3 separate regions of the Homo sapiens genome follow, and regions 1 and 3 are each linked to region 2. A link is a contact called in ENCODE Hi-C or POLR2A ChIA-PET data. All regions are on one chromosome and are shown on one strand. The core of a region is the stretch at or near the end of the contact, and the rest is flanking DNA. Distances in the headings are between cores, read along the strand shown. Region 1 has its middle 15 kb from the start of CXCR4. Region 2 holds the start of RAB3GAP1 (RAB3 GTPase activating protein catalytic subunit 1). Region 3 has its middle 260 kb from the start of CXCR4.

Region 1 (3,794 bases), core at 593-3,092, 1.1 Mb before region 2:
GGGAGGAGACCACCATGGATATAGCAATGGCCTTTGATAAAAAGGAGCCGGAAGGTAATATTCGGTAAATCAAGTGAGGCCAAACTCTGGGAGGTCAGGAATGCTAAGAGGATGATGGCAACCAGAGGATGATGGTTTAAAAAAAAATTAGGAAAGAAAAATCCAAGCCACTAGAAAGCTGCACATAGCAAACCACTCAGCTCAGTGTTAGAATCTGACGTTGGTGAGTGTTTTCCTATCCTTGAAAAGAGTGCTTTCGGGCTTCCCTTTGGTAGCTGGGTCCCCCACCCCGCACCCCCACCCCCTCAACTTTGAAGTTTTGACTCTCTTTCTCAACACCTGAAAAGACAGGCTGAGTTTCACCTTGGGAAAATGCAAAATAGTCAGCTGCAGTGAAGAAAAAATGATTTGCAACCTCAGTCACAGATTTCTTTGAAACACTGTTGTAAAGGGAATTCTGAAAGGACCACTGACTCATTTCAGACAGTGAGCCAGGGTGAATGTTTAATGTGGTGAGTCGGTGACCGAGGAAACCACTTCTCTTTTGGAGCTGTTCATTCTGACTCTTCTTATCTGGGTGCCTTTACCAAACAAACAAGTATCATCTCTTACTTGGGGACACCTGGTTGGCATTTGCAAAAAGAAAGGAGTTCCAAGAAGAGCTAAAATTATCAACAGCAGAGACAGCTCAGTTTCTGCTATCTACGGGTTCACCCACAGGGATATCATAATCAAGAAGCAAAGTGATCGATTTGGGAAGTGAGGGGTGAAGGAACAAAGATTCATAAAGAACAATGGGATTGGAGGTATAAAATATACCCTGCTCCCCATACCCAAAATGGAAAGTGCCACTTGGTAGGTGGCCATGTGCTGCATAAAACATAGCAGACAGTTAATGTCAACTCAAACCATTCTAGCAAGACATTAACTTAGAGGAAACGCCAGGAAACTGAGAGGTTGGAAGAAAGAAGAGGTGTATTCCTATGGACAGCTAGCTGCGAGGTCATCCTAGTCTGTTGCTGGTACATTCTACTTCAACCTAGAGCTGACAGCGTAGAAAAGTATGACTCATCTCTAAATAAGATCCCTGGACAGACTCATGGAAGTTCTGCTGCTCCCCAGAGAAGATCACCTGGTGGTCATAGGTTTAAAGACCTTACGAGGCTGGCCCATGGGCCGAGATGCCATTGTGCAGGGCAGCAAGGCCCACTTAGGTAAGAATATACCACATGATTGGCCTCACTGTAGAGGCCATCCCTCGCTTGGAAGCCATCTGGAAGTAGATTTGAACTTCTAAGTGACATCTTAAACAGCCCAAGTCCCAGTGATCATTAAGATCCCTGTGACCAAAAGAAGAATCTCTCCTGATCACTTGTGCACTCCTCAGGGACCAGGCAGGAAACATGGGGGCTGGGCTGCTGCCTTGAAAGCAGCCTTTTGTTACCCCCTCACACTGGAGCAGCTGTAAGAAATGGGTGGCTGCTGGCTGAGTGCAGTGGCTCACACCTGCAATCACAGCACTTTGGGAGACTGAGGCAGGAGGATTGCTTGAGGCCAGGAGTTCAAGACCAGCCTGGGCAATAGAGTGAGACCCCATCTCTACAACAAAAATTAGCTGGGCATGGTGGCACACACCTGTAGTCCCACCTACTTAGGAGGATGAGACAGGAGGGTTGCTTGAGCCCAGGAGTTAAAGGCTGCAATAAGCCATACTCACACTACTGCACTCTAGCCTGGGTGACAGAGTAAGATCCAAGAAAAGAAAAGAAGACAAGAAAAGAAAAGAGAAAATAAAAGTGGCTGCCACCCCCCTGCTCACCATCAGCTTCTGGGGGAACCCAGTGAGGCACCCATCTGCTATGGGTATGAGAGAGAACATCAAGCATCTGGCTTTCCTGATCTTAATGTCTCTTCACATTAAGAATGAGGTGAGCTTCTGATTCTCTTGTCCTGCTCCTTCCACCATAGTCTCTATATGGGCTTTTATCTTCTAGAGAGGAGCACGCCCACCCCAGGACTGGTACCCAGCAGGTGTACCACCAATGTTGATGATACTGATGACTAGACTTGCAGCAGGAGGCAGGCACTATTATTATCTCCACTTCACAGATGAAGAAACTGAGGCCCTAATCCATCAAGTAACTTGCCAAAGCCCCTCTGCTAGTGAGCCCAGGTCTCTTAGGATGAAGGGAGGAACTGAGTGTGTCAGAAGCTCTTAAACAGCACTGCCCCCTCCCTGATTCCAGCAGTGTCAGTCTCCTGCCGCTGGGCTCCCACCTACTTGTGTTTGCAGTCTCACTTGTGGGTTCGAGGTCATAACTCTCTGTCGCTCCTCAAGTGCTCGTCACACCCACTGTTCCCTGGTTTCATTTGTACATTGGGGTTCCAACTGTCAGTCCCCAGCCGGCACACAGGTTTCACTTCCCTGAACCCTAATTCACTCATTTTTGAAATAGGGATCTATCTACCAGAGTGGGTGTGAGAAATAAGAAACGGGGTATAAATATAAAGCCTGCAGGAGCCCCACCATGACGCTGTTCACGCCTTAGTGAGCACTTCACAAACAAAAAGCACCGTGATGAGGTATTTGTGTCCTTTCATAACAATCTTCTCTCTCAACTCTGGCTGACATCAGAATCACCTCGAGCATTATTTGAAAAGGCGAATGCTCAAAGCCCCGCCCCAACCCTGCCAAATCAGAAACAACCAAGGTGGAGGTCCTGGAATCTGAATTTACTTTATAGTAAACAGCGCTACCTGTTAATGCAGGGATCAGGGCCAAGCTAACGTTCATCCCACAGGGAGGTTCTATAAGGGATTCCTGCCGAGAGTGGGAGGTAGGTTTAGAGGACCTGAAAGCTCCTCCACAAATAACAACCCCCTTATGTAGTTGGTTCTCGGTTGATAGCTCCCTGCTGCAAGCAGTGTGGTGATCAGTGTACAGAGAAATATTTTTTCCATCCTATTCCACACTGGTCGTGTCCCAAGCTCCACTCTCTGGCAGCCCAAGTAGGGGTAGATAGGCTCTGGGCACCAGACAAAAACTGTATTCCCTTTAGGGCTGCCTTTCCTCTGCGGAACATGAAGATCACTTTTAACAACCACAAAGTTTCATGAACCACCAGATGAAAGCCAATCGTGCTGGTAGTGTGGTAATGTCTGTTGACGAACAACATTCGTTTTTGGCTTTTTTTTTTCTTTTTTTTTTTTTTGAGACAGGGTCTTACTCTCTCACCCAGGCTGGAATGCAGTAGTGCAATCTTGATTCACTGCAACCTCCGTGTCCCAGGTTCAAGCGAATCTCGTGCCTCGGCCTACTGGGTAACTGGGATTACAGGCGCCTGCCACCACACCCAGCTATTTTTTGTATTTTTAGTAGAGATGGCGTTTCACCATGTTGGCCAGGCTGGTCTCAAACTCCTGACCTCAGGTGATCCACCCACCTCAGCCCCCCAGAGTGCTGGGATTACAAGCATGAGCCACCGTGCCCGGCCCAAACAACATTCTTAAACACACACACACACACACACACACACACACACACACACACACACACAAAACTCCTATGAATTCAAGACACTTCCAAACCAATTCCATATTTTATGAATCACAATAGCATCCACATGCATTTCAAAAATTGTAGCACATTATATATTCAATCTACAGGAAGATTTGGCACTTGGGGGTATTTAGACCCTTCACAATAACTTCCCTTGGGGTCCACTGCTCACAGATTGAGAACCAGCCTGCACCACCTGACAGAGTCAAAGGTCAGTGATGAGCTCACCTTACCC
Region 2 (4,217 bases), core at 337-2,836:
CTCCAACTATTGTAGTCCACAATATCACCCCTATTTAAATAATAATTATTTTAATTATTATTTTTACAGGTAGTACCAACTGGCTTACATTTTAACTATTTGCTGTTTGTTGTTTTTTAAAAATATATGGGTCAAGTTTCTGCTTTTCCCTTTGTATATAGCTCTGGACACCCAGTACCTACTCAATGAAGTCTTGCCAGTGTGGTTATGTCTTACTGACACTTTTATGAAGGGTACCACAGGTCTAACTATTATTCCAACAAGGACCTTTTATATTTTCCTGTGCCACCTAATGACACGACATCCACAAATTTCCTCTCCCAACCAGAAAGATTATAAAATGCTGTAACAGCGTAAACACTGACTTCAACACCCAGGAAACTGAAGGGTTTCTGTGACACTTAACAGAAACCTTCTCGATCTAAGCTATCACTCCTCCACAAACTTGGCTTTCAACTAATTTCAGTAATAGAACAGTTTCACCCAGACAGCTGTTCATCTGAATTTGACAGGCACAGGAAGCCTGGGCACAGTACCCACTTTAATGTAACAACTTAAATCAAAGCATTCCAAAACCATATGCAGACTTTTTAAAAAGGTTATTCTAAAAGACAGGATGGGCGGAGGCTCACGCCTGTAATCTCAGCACTTTGGGCGGCCCAGGCTTGAGCCCAGGAGTTCAAGACTAGCCTGGGCAACACAGCGAGATCTTTAAAAAATTAGTTGGGCGTAATAGCGCGTGCCTGTGGTCCCAGCTCCTCCCGAGGCTAAAGCGGGAGCTTCACTTGAGCCTAGGAGTTCGAGGCCGCAGTAAGCTATGACCTCGCCACTGCACTCCGGCCTGGGCGGACAGACTGAGACTCTGTCTCCAAAAATAAATAAAAATAAAAAATTAAAGACAGCATGGAGATGGTGGGAGTGTGACAGATGGACAACTACCAATACTCTGAAGAAAGACTTCCTCCTGAAAAGGGTATACCAACGTACACGGGATGAGGTGCGGCACAACCTACCAAGTTTACTGCTTACGATAATGAGTTAAACGGTAATGAAAACCGGAACGGTTGTTGCAGCCTCGGAAATTTTTCTTGCGAGTGGGTAACAACCAGAAAACCAAAGTCTAAGGGAAGCGGTCTGACAGGAGAGAAAACAAAACTTTCTGAGAGCCTGAGCCTCAGGGATTGGCTGACGGGGGCGGGCCGGGTGTTGCCAGACGCGAGACGCGGAAGAGGCTTGCGGTTGACCAAAGAAGACTGGGGGAGGAGACCCGGGACCCACGGTATTACCGTTCCCGCACAAGTGGCGTCACTTGTGGTGTGTCTGGGGTCAGGGAAGCGGCTAGGGGACGCCAGGGCCCATGGGAGCTGGTAACCAAAAATGCGATTCACTCACCTTTCCCATTCCGAGGCAGTGGTGAAGTCCGTGATCTCAAATACCTCGGATTCGGGCTGCGGGAAGGGGAAGGAGAGAAAAAGAAATTAAGCCCCAAGGCGAAGACATGAGGAACGAATTTAGATAGTGACAAGGATTAAGTAGGGAGCAAAGAAATCACCTCACTGTCGGCAGCCATCTTGAGGAGCGCCGGGCCTGGCGCTAAGGCTGCCGGGAAGAAGAGCGAAAGAGAACGGGGCGCGTCCCCGCCCCCGGAGCCCCCGCCCCCTGTTCATGAGTCTTGCCCTAGTAAGTAGGAGTGCTGCTTCTTCGCCCAGGTCTGTTAAGTCTTTAGTCCGCCCTCAGCTGGTTAATAAAACTCCGCTCTAGCTGGTTTCATAAAACTTGAAAATTTCCTGTGATGAATACAGAAAGGGAACAGAAGCCAAGGTGATAGGACAAGACCCTAAACTCATGTGGATAAGATTGTATTAAAAAACCTAAAGCATGTTGGGTTTGTTTTCATTCAACCCATATTTGTAGTTAGTACCAATTAGCTTACACTTTAACTATTGGGTTTCTTTTCATTCACCCTCTATTTATTGATTGTAAGGCAATAAACTAGGTGCTGTAATACCACTTCTACCCTCTGCCCCTGACCCTGCAAGAAGTTGCTCAGTTGATTGTCCTGAAATAAAATCATACTAGTTACCTGGTTTCTGGGAAGAGCAACATGGTGTTCAACAAACGCTTCATTTTTTTTTTTTTTTTTTTTTTTTTTTTTTTTTTTTTGAGACGGAGTCTTGCTCTGTCGCCCAGGCTGGAGTGCAGTGGCACGATCTTGGCTCACTGCAAGCTCCGCCTCCCGGGTTCACGCCATTCTCCTGCCTCAGCCTCCCGAGTAGCCGGGACCACAGGCGCTCGCCACCACGCCCGGCTAATTTTTTGTATTTTTAGTAGAGATGAGGTTTCATCGTGTTAGCCAGGATGGTCTCGATCTCCTGACCTCATGATCTGCCCACCTCGGTTCTGTCGCCAGGCTGGAGTGCAGTGGCGCGATTTCGGCTCACTGCAATCTCTGCCTCCTGGGTTCAAGTGATTCTCATGCCTCAGCCTCCCGAGTAGCTGGGATTACAGGCATGCGCCACAACACCCAGCTAATTTTTGTATTTTTGGTAGAGATGGGGTTTCACCATGTTGGCCAGGATGGTCCCGATCTCCTGACCTTGTGATCCGCCCCCCTCGGCCTCCCAAAGTGCTGGGATTACAGGTGTGAGCCACTGTGCCTGGCCTTGTCTTTATTTTAACACCTTCAAGTTATTTATATATATTCTGCATCTGAGCTTTATATTGTTTATATATGTAGCAAATACCTTCTCCCACTCTGCAGCTTGCTTTTTCACTATTTTTTTTTCAGACTGGTGCTCTAAAAAAGCAGACACTACAATTCCAAGCTGGCGAAGTCTCTGAAGTCCAACTGGAAGTGCTAGGGCAAAAATTATGCATCAGGAAATGCGTAGCCCCTTGTACTACTGCCTTGCTCCGTCAATCATTGGCCAGGATCTCCCCAAGAAAACAGTGGCCTTGGCTATCACTGTTTGCTCAGTTTTTGGCTGGAGGAAGCACTCCAAGAATAGCAGGTCCTTGGCTCAACAGTTAGACAAACCTGATAAACCCAACAGCCGTAGGCTGTTCATCTAACCACACGCCTTACAGCTGGGCAGTGAGTCTTTCTTTAAGGGAGGTCTGAGCAGCACATCTTTTGTGTCTGCCACTCTCTTTTAATAGACAGCCTCTTTTAACATGCACCTACAATGTTTTCGACATCCTGTGCTTTCTCTTTCCTCTGGACATGCTGTCGTTTAGAATCTGCAATGTCCTTGTGTCTATAGTTTACCTGGTAAAATTTGTCCTTCAAGTTTCAGCTTGGATATTTGCTCTTCTGTGAAGACTTTCTCTGCCCCCTGTTAGGAGCTTATTTGTATTTGCAACCAGTTTGGTGGTAATCGATTGGATTCTCACTCAAAATTCATATGTTGAAGCCCTAACTCCTAGTACCTCAAAATGTGACTGTATTTATGGACAGGGTGTTTAAAGAGGTGATTAAGTTAAAATTAGGCCGCTAGAGTGGGCCCTAATCCAATCTGACTAGTGTCCTTATGAGAAGAGATTAGGACACCAGGGATGTGCACACACAGAGGAAAGGCCATGTGGGGACACAGAGAGTAGGTGGCCACCTGCAAACCAAGGAGAGAGGCCTCAGGAGAAACCCAACCTGCTGATACCTTGGTCGTGGGCTTCTAGTCTTCAGAGCTGTGAGCAAATAAAAAAATATTTTTTTGAGATGGAGTCTTGCTCTGTCACCCAGGCTGGAATGCAGTGGTGAGATCTTGGCTCACTGCAACGTTCACCTGCCAGATTCAAGCAATTTTCCAGCCTCAGCCTTCTGAGTAGCTGGGATTACAGGCATGTGCCACCACATCCAGCTAATTTTTGTATTTTTAGTAGAGACAGCATTTCACCTTATTGGCCAGACTGGTCTCAAACTCCTGACCTCAGGTGATCAACCCTCCTCGGCCTCCCAGAGTGCTGGGATTACAGGTGTGAACCACGGCGCCCAGCCCTGTGAGCAAATAAATTTTTGTTGTTTAAGCCTTCCAGTCTGTGGCATTTTGTTCAAGCAGCCCTAGGCAAACATACATCCCCCACCCTCAACCCAGGAAGTCAGACACTCCCCTTCCATGCTTCCTTAGAGCTTTTGACACAGCCCTAGGGCAGCCTGATATTGTCCTTGTTTTGTATGCCTATCCCTCCACTATTTCTAAACATTGAGTTTCTTGAAAAAG
Region 3 (3,972 bases), core at 873-3,372, 1.3 Mb before region 2:
TCCGCTCATCTAATTCCAGTCTTCCCAATCATCTTCTTCCAATGGGAGGATAATGGTGACAAATACTCCAGGTCACAGAGCTTTCACCTATGTTAATGGAATGAAGAGGTTGGGTCATTCCTGTGGCCAAAATCTTAATTTAAAGCTGGGGTGGCTGTAGCTCAGATGGTCTATAGCCATGCCTCTGAATTTTATCTGTGTGTAAGACTTACTGGTTCATCAGAACAGATGCTGTCCAAACCTCTTGTCGCAGCCACCACTTTCTTCTTTCACCTCTCTCCAAAGTCTCCCATATCACACTGCCATCCATTTGGTTAGTAGTTTTCATGCACAATCCTTTCCATTTTTCATCACACTTTCACTGCATGATCTCATTAGAATCTCATAATGCAAACTCAAGGTAAGTAGAGAAGGTGTTAATGAGCTTTTCCACTTACCCCAGGCAATAGTTACTCTGTTCTGTGTTCCCATATGTTGCATATTCCTTTATTATAGACATTTTTGCTATAGTGTAGTTATTCCTTTACCAAGTTCTACCACTGTGTGTTTCCTTAAGGCAAGAGTACAGATCTATCTTAACAGGCTTATTGCAGCACCCACCCCCGCCCCCCGCCAAAGCTTTGCAAAGTCCTTGAGATATAGTAAGTATTGAATAAATGTTTGTTGATTTGAATTACTATACCCATTTGACAGATAAGATAATCAAGTCATACAGAGGAGCTAAATAATACAGATGCTACAGCTACTGCTTGAAATGAGTAATGGAAGAACAGGGGATAGTACATGTATGGGCCAACTCGAGGAATAAACAATCAAAGAGAAAACATCTATTGCATTCTGACTCTGGAACAAATGCCCTGAAGAGATATAAAGATAAAATAACAAGACATGATCATAGTCTGAGACTCTCGTCCAGTGACTGGTGGGCCCCTTTAACTACTCTGTATCTCAGTTTTAACTCATTCAAGTGAGCAGGCTGAAGGATAAGATCTATTATGGCTCATTTGCATAGGCTCCTCAGTATTCTGGTTGAGGAAATGCTACGTATCATCTATTTGCACAGATGGACTATAGACATGCCAGCATACGTATGGCCATGGGATTAACAAAACATGCCACATGGGCAAATAGAATCAGGTTGAAAGAGCAGTCCAGACCACCCTGAAAAAAAAAAAAAAAGGCCTAAAGGAAGAGAGAACTTGGAGAACTGAAGAGTGAAGCAGGCTTTATAAGAAGTGAGGCCAGGGCTGTGGCTAAAGTTGAAATTTATACAGGCAAGAATGACTGACGGGGTGGAAATGAATGGAGGGGGTACACAAAGTGTGTGTATTTAGAGGACAGTAATATCAGGAAGCAGGGCAACTACTTTTCCAGTGGTCTATGCCTGGATGTGAAGGGAGGTGTTTGAGGAAAAAAGAAAGCCTGTCTCCACTTCAGTCCAGTGTTATTTCATCTCTCATCTGAACTCCATTCCTGTTTCATTTATCTTGCTGGTCTCCCAATCTAAATTAGGTTTTGCCCCATTGTACAGTCTCACAGCATTCTGAACTTTAACGTCACAGCAAAAATCTTAATTATACATGCAAGTAAGCTGTTCTTTCTCTATTGCCTCTGTCTCCTGCAGGACTGAAAGGTCTTTGAGAGCAAGACCTGCAACTGTTTTATTCACTGCTGAATCCCTTGCACCTAGCATATAGTAGGTGTGCAGTAAATGTCCAGTGAACTACTACATGAAAATCAGGAATATATGAAAAACATGTCTGTCTGATGGCAGGGCCGCCTTCCAGGGCACAGTTGCTCTGGCTGCCTGGGCAGCTTAACTCAAAGTCAAGTGAGGTCGTCAGTGACAGGTGCAACCACCACCCAGGCCGAAACTTTGGAGTTTGAGTGTCACGGAGAGTGAGAATGTCCTATTTCTGTTTGAGAAACACCACCACCAAGTTTCGTCAGCAGACCCTGCCTTTGACGCTGCACCACATCCCCTCCCCATTTCCTCTCAGTCAAAACGGAAGATGCTTTTCTTTCCAAACAAACTTCTCTTGAGCTTCAGGGCCCTCCCAGACCTCCCTAAACCCACCAATCCCAGCACCCTGCCTCCTACTCAGTCCTGCAATGAGTGACTTTGTCTGTACTCATTCAGATCCATACACACCCTGTGGTCGGCTGTGTTTGTTTCTGTTTTTAAAGGGCTGAAGCAACTGAGTCTCAGAAAGAGCAGGTGACTTCTTGAAGGTCACACAGCTAAAAGCCCCGTCAAGGGCATCCAGAGCATAAAGCTTTGTCATGACGCTAGTTGCTATTTAAGTGCTTGCTAGACTCTGCTAAGTGCTTCCTCACATGACCCCTGCCGATCCTCACACCAGCCCTGTGAGATGAGTATATTATGAAGCCCAGTTTATCAGAAGGCCTAAGTCACGAATTAGTTGGATAACCAGCTCAGGGTCACTCTGCTTGAAGTCACAGATCTGATTCTAACTCGGGACCGAAGCTGACCACATAGCCTCAACTCTCCCCTACATACTCATCACATGGCTGCTGGATGATTTTTCTCTGCTTCAGATTCTCACTTATTCCACTGGACGCTCCTTGAGCAATGGAGTCACATGGTGGGACAGGTGGCCCCTGGTCACTGAAAGGCATTCCACCCAGAGGGACCCAACTTCAGGAAGTAACAACCTCTAGCACCCCCACACCTGCCTCCCTACTTTTCTCCACGCCCCTTCTTTCTTGCTCTCCCATCCACTGCAGGCCCCCACCAGGCCTTTCCTCCCTGAACCCAAACTCTCCTCCTCCCAATTATCTTCACACCAAACTCAGCTGGTTTTCTAGGGGGATGCACCTGACAAGCACATTGACTGTGACTAGCACAGCACCTACCCCAAATATGGGGCATCCCTTTACAATTCAAGCACATCTTATTTCAGCCAAATCTACAGGGACCATTTCTGTCAATTCTGTAGTAAAAATTTTATAGCCCGGGGAGTTTCTCCACCAGGGGCACATGTACTTGCATTTTAACACAGAAAAACCTTAGGAGGGAGAAGAAGGCCCCAAACATGAAGGCTGTAAATATGGATGTTCACCTCTTAACCTCTCCTGGCCCCAGCCCTCTGAAGCTGGAGACTTAAGAATAGCTGCTATAGGGGGCCAGACATGATAGCTCAAACCTGTAATCCCAGCACTTTGGGAGGCCAAGGTGGGAGGGGATTACTTGATGTCGGGAGTTTGAGACCAGCCTGACCAACATGGAGAAACCCTGTCTCTACTAAAAATGCAAAAATTAGCTAGGCATGGTGGCGCATGCCTGTAATCCCAGCTATTCAGGAGGCTGAGGCAGGAGAATCGCTTGAACCTGAGAAGCAGAGGTTGTGGTGAGCCAAGATCATGCCATTGCACTCCAATCTGGGCAACAAGAACGAAACTCCATCTCAAAAAAGAAAGAAAGAAAGAAAAGCTGCTATATATCAAGCATCTACTCTGTGCCTTGCCGGCCATTTTTACTTGACCCCTAAAACCACTCCATGCAGTAGGTTGCATTGTCCCAGATTTACAGGTTTTAAAAAATGAGATCCAGGCTGGGCACAGTGGCTCACGCCTGTAATCCCAGCACTTTGGGGGGCCGAGGCAGGTGGATCACTTGAGGCCAGGAGTTCGAGACCAGCCTGGGAAACATGGCAAAACCTCATTTTTACCAAAAAAATATGAAAATTAGCCAGGCGTGGTGGTGTGCATCTTTGTCCCAGCAACTTGGGAGGCTGAGGTGGGAGGATTACTGGAGCCCGGAAAGTCAAGGCTGCAGTGAGCTGTGATCGCACCACTCACTCTAGCCTGGGTGACAAAGCGAGACCCTGTCTCAAAAAACTAAATACATAATAAAAACGAGAGCCAGAGAATAAATAACTTCCTGACTCCAAAGCTTTGCGTATTTGCCACTACAATTGGCTGCCTCCCTGATTCTCTTGGTGAGACTTA

Evidence for each region. A loop is a pair of places that touch in the nucleus more often than their neighbours do. ChIA-PET counts read pairs that join two places held with the same protein, here RNA polymerase II (POLR2A). Pooled maps may share reads with other maps.
Region 1: a loop to region 2 is called in a map of CD4-positive, alpha-beta T cell, with 7 times the contacts of the local background. The contact joins the enhancer-like site here to the promoter of RAB3GAP1 in region 2. A Hi-C loop is called at or near these places in 5 of 168 maps with a recorded cell type or tissue (CD4-positive, alpha-beta T cell, CD4-positive, alpha-beta memory T cell, CD8-positive, alpha-beta T cell and 2 more), 2 of 37 single-sample maps with no recorded cell type and 13 of 50 pooled maps. POLR2A ChIA-PET finds 5 or more read pairs at or near these places in 1 of 52 experiments (activated naive CD4-positive, alpha-beta T cell).
Region 3: a loop to region 2 is called in a map of naive thymus-derived CD4-positive, alpha-beta T cell, with 6 times the contacts of the local background. The contact joins the enhancer-like site here to the promoter of RAB3GAP1 in region 2. A Hi-C loop is called at or near these places in 3 of 168 maps with a recorded cell type or tissue (CD4-positive, alpha-beta memory T cell, OCI-LY7 and naive thymus-derived CD4-positive, alpha-beta T cell), 11 of 37 single-sample maps with no recorded cell type and 12 of 50 pooled maps. POLR2A ChIA-PET finds 5 or more read pairs at or near these places in 1 of 52 experiments (OCI-LY7).

What each region holds. Positions count from the first base shown.
Region 1 is chr2:136,131,024-136,134,817 of GRCh38, reverse strand. No RefSeq gene overlaps it. Among named protein-coding and RNA genes, the nearest start is that of CXCR4, 15 kb to the right of the region's middle. Within about 2 kb of position 1,842, at least 11 of the 41 ENCODE cell types and tissues checked have a DNase peak (open chromatin) inside an H3K27ac peak, as active enhancers do; they include CD4-positive, alpha-beta T cell, CD8-positive, alpha-beta T cell and natural killer cell, where a contact is called at or near this core.
Region 2 is chr2:135,049,661-135,053,877 of GRCh38, reverse strand. It overlaps RAB3GAP1 (RAB3 GTPase activating protein catalytic subunit 1), which reads right to left and starts at 1,586. Exons shown (of 24, transcript NM_012233.3): 1 at 1,553-1,586; 2 at 1,393-1,448. The coding sequence starts at 1,570. RefSeq lists an enhancer at 874-1,013.
Region 3 is chr2:136,380,446-136,384,417 of GRCh38, reverse strand. No RefSeq gene overlaps it. Among named protein-coding and RNA genes, the nearest start is that of CXCR4, 260 kb to the right of the region's middle. Within about 2 kb of position 2,122, at least 8 of the 41 ENCODE cell types and tissues checked have a DNase peak (open chromatin) inside an H3K27ac peak, as active enhancers do; they include OCI-LY7, where a contact is called at or near this core.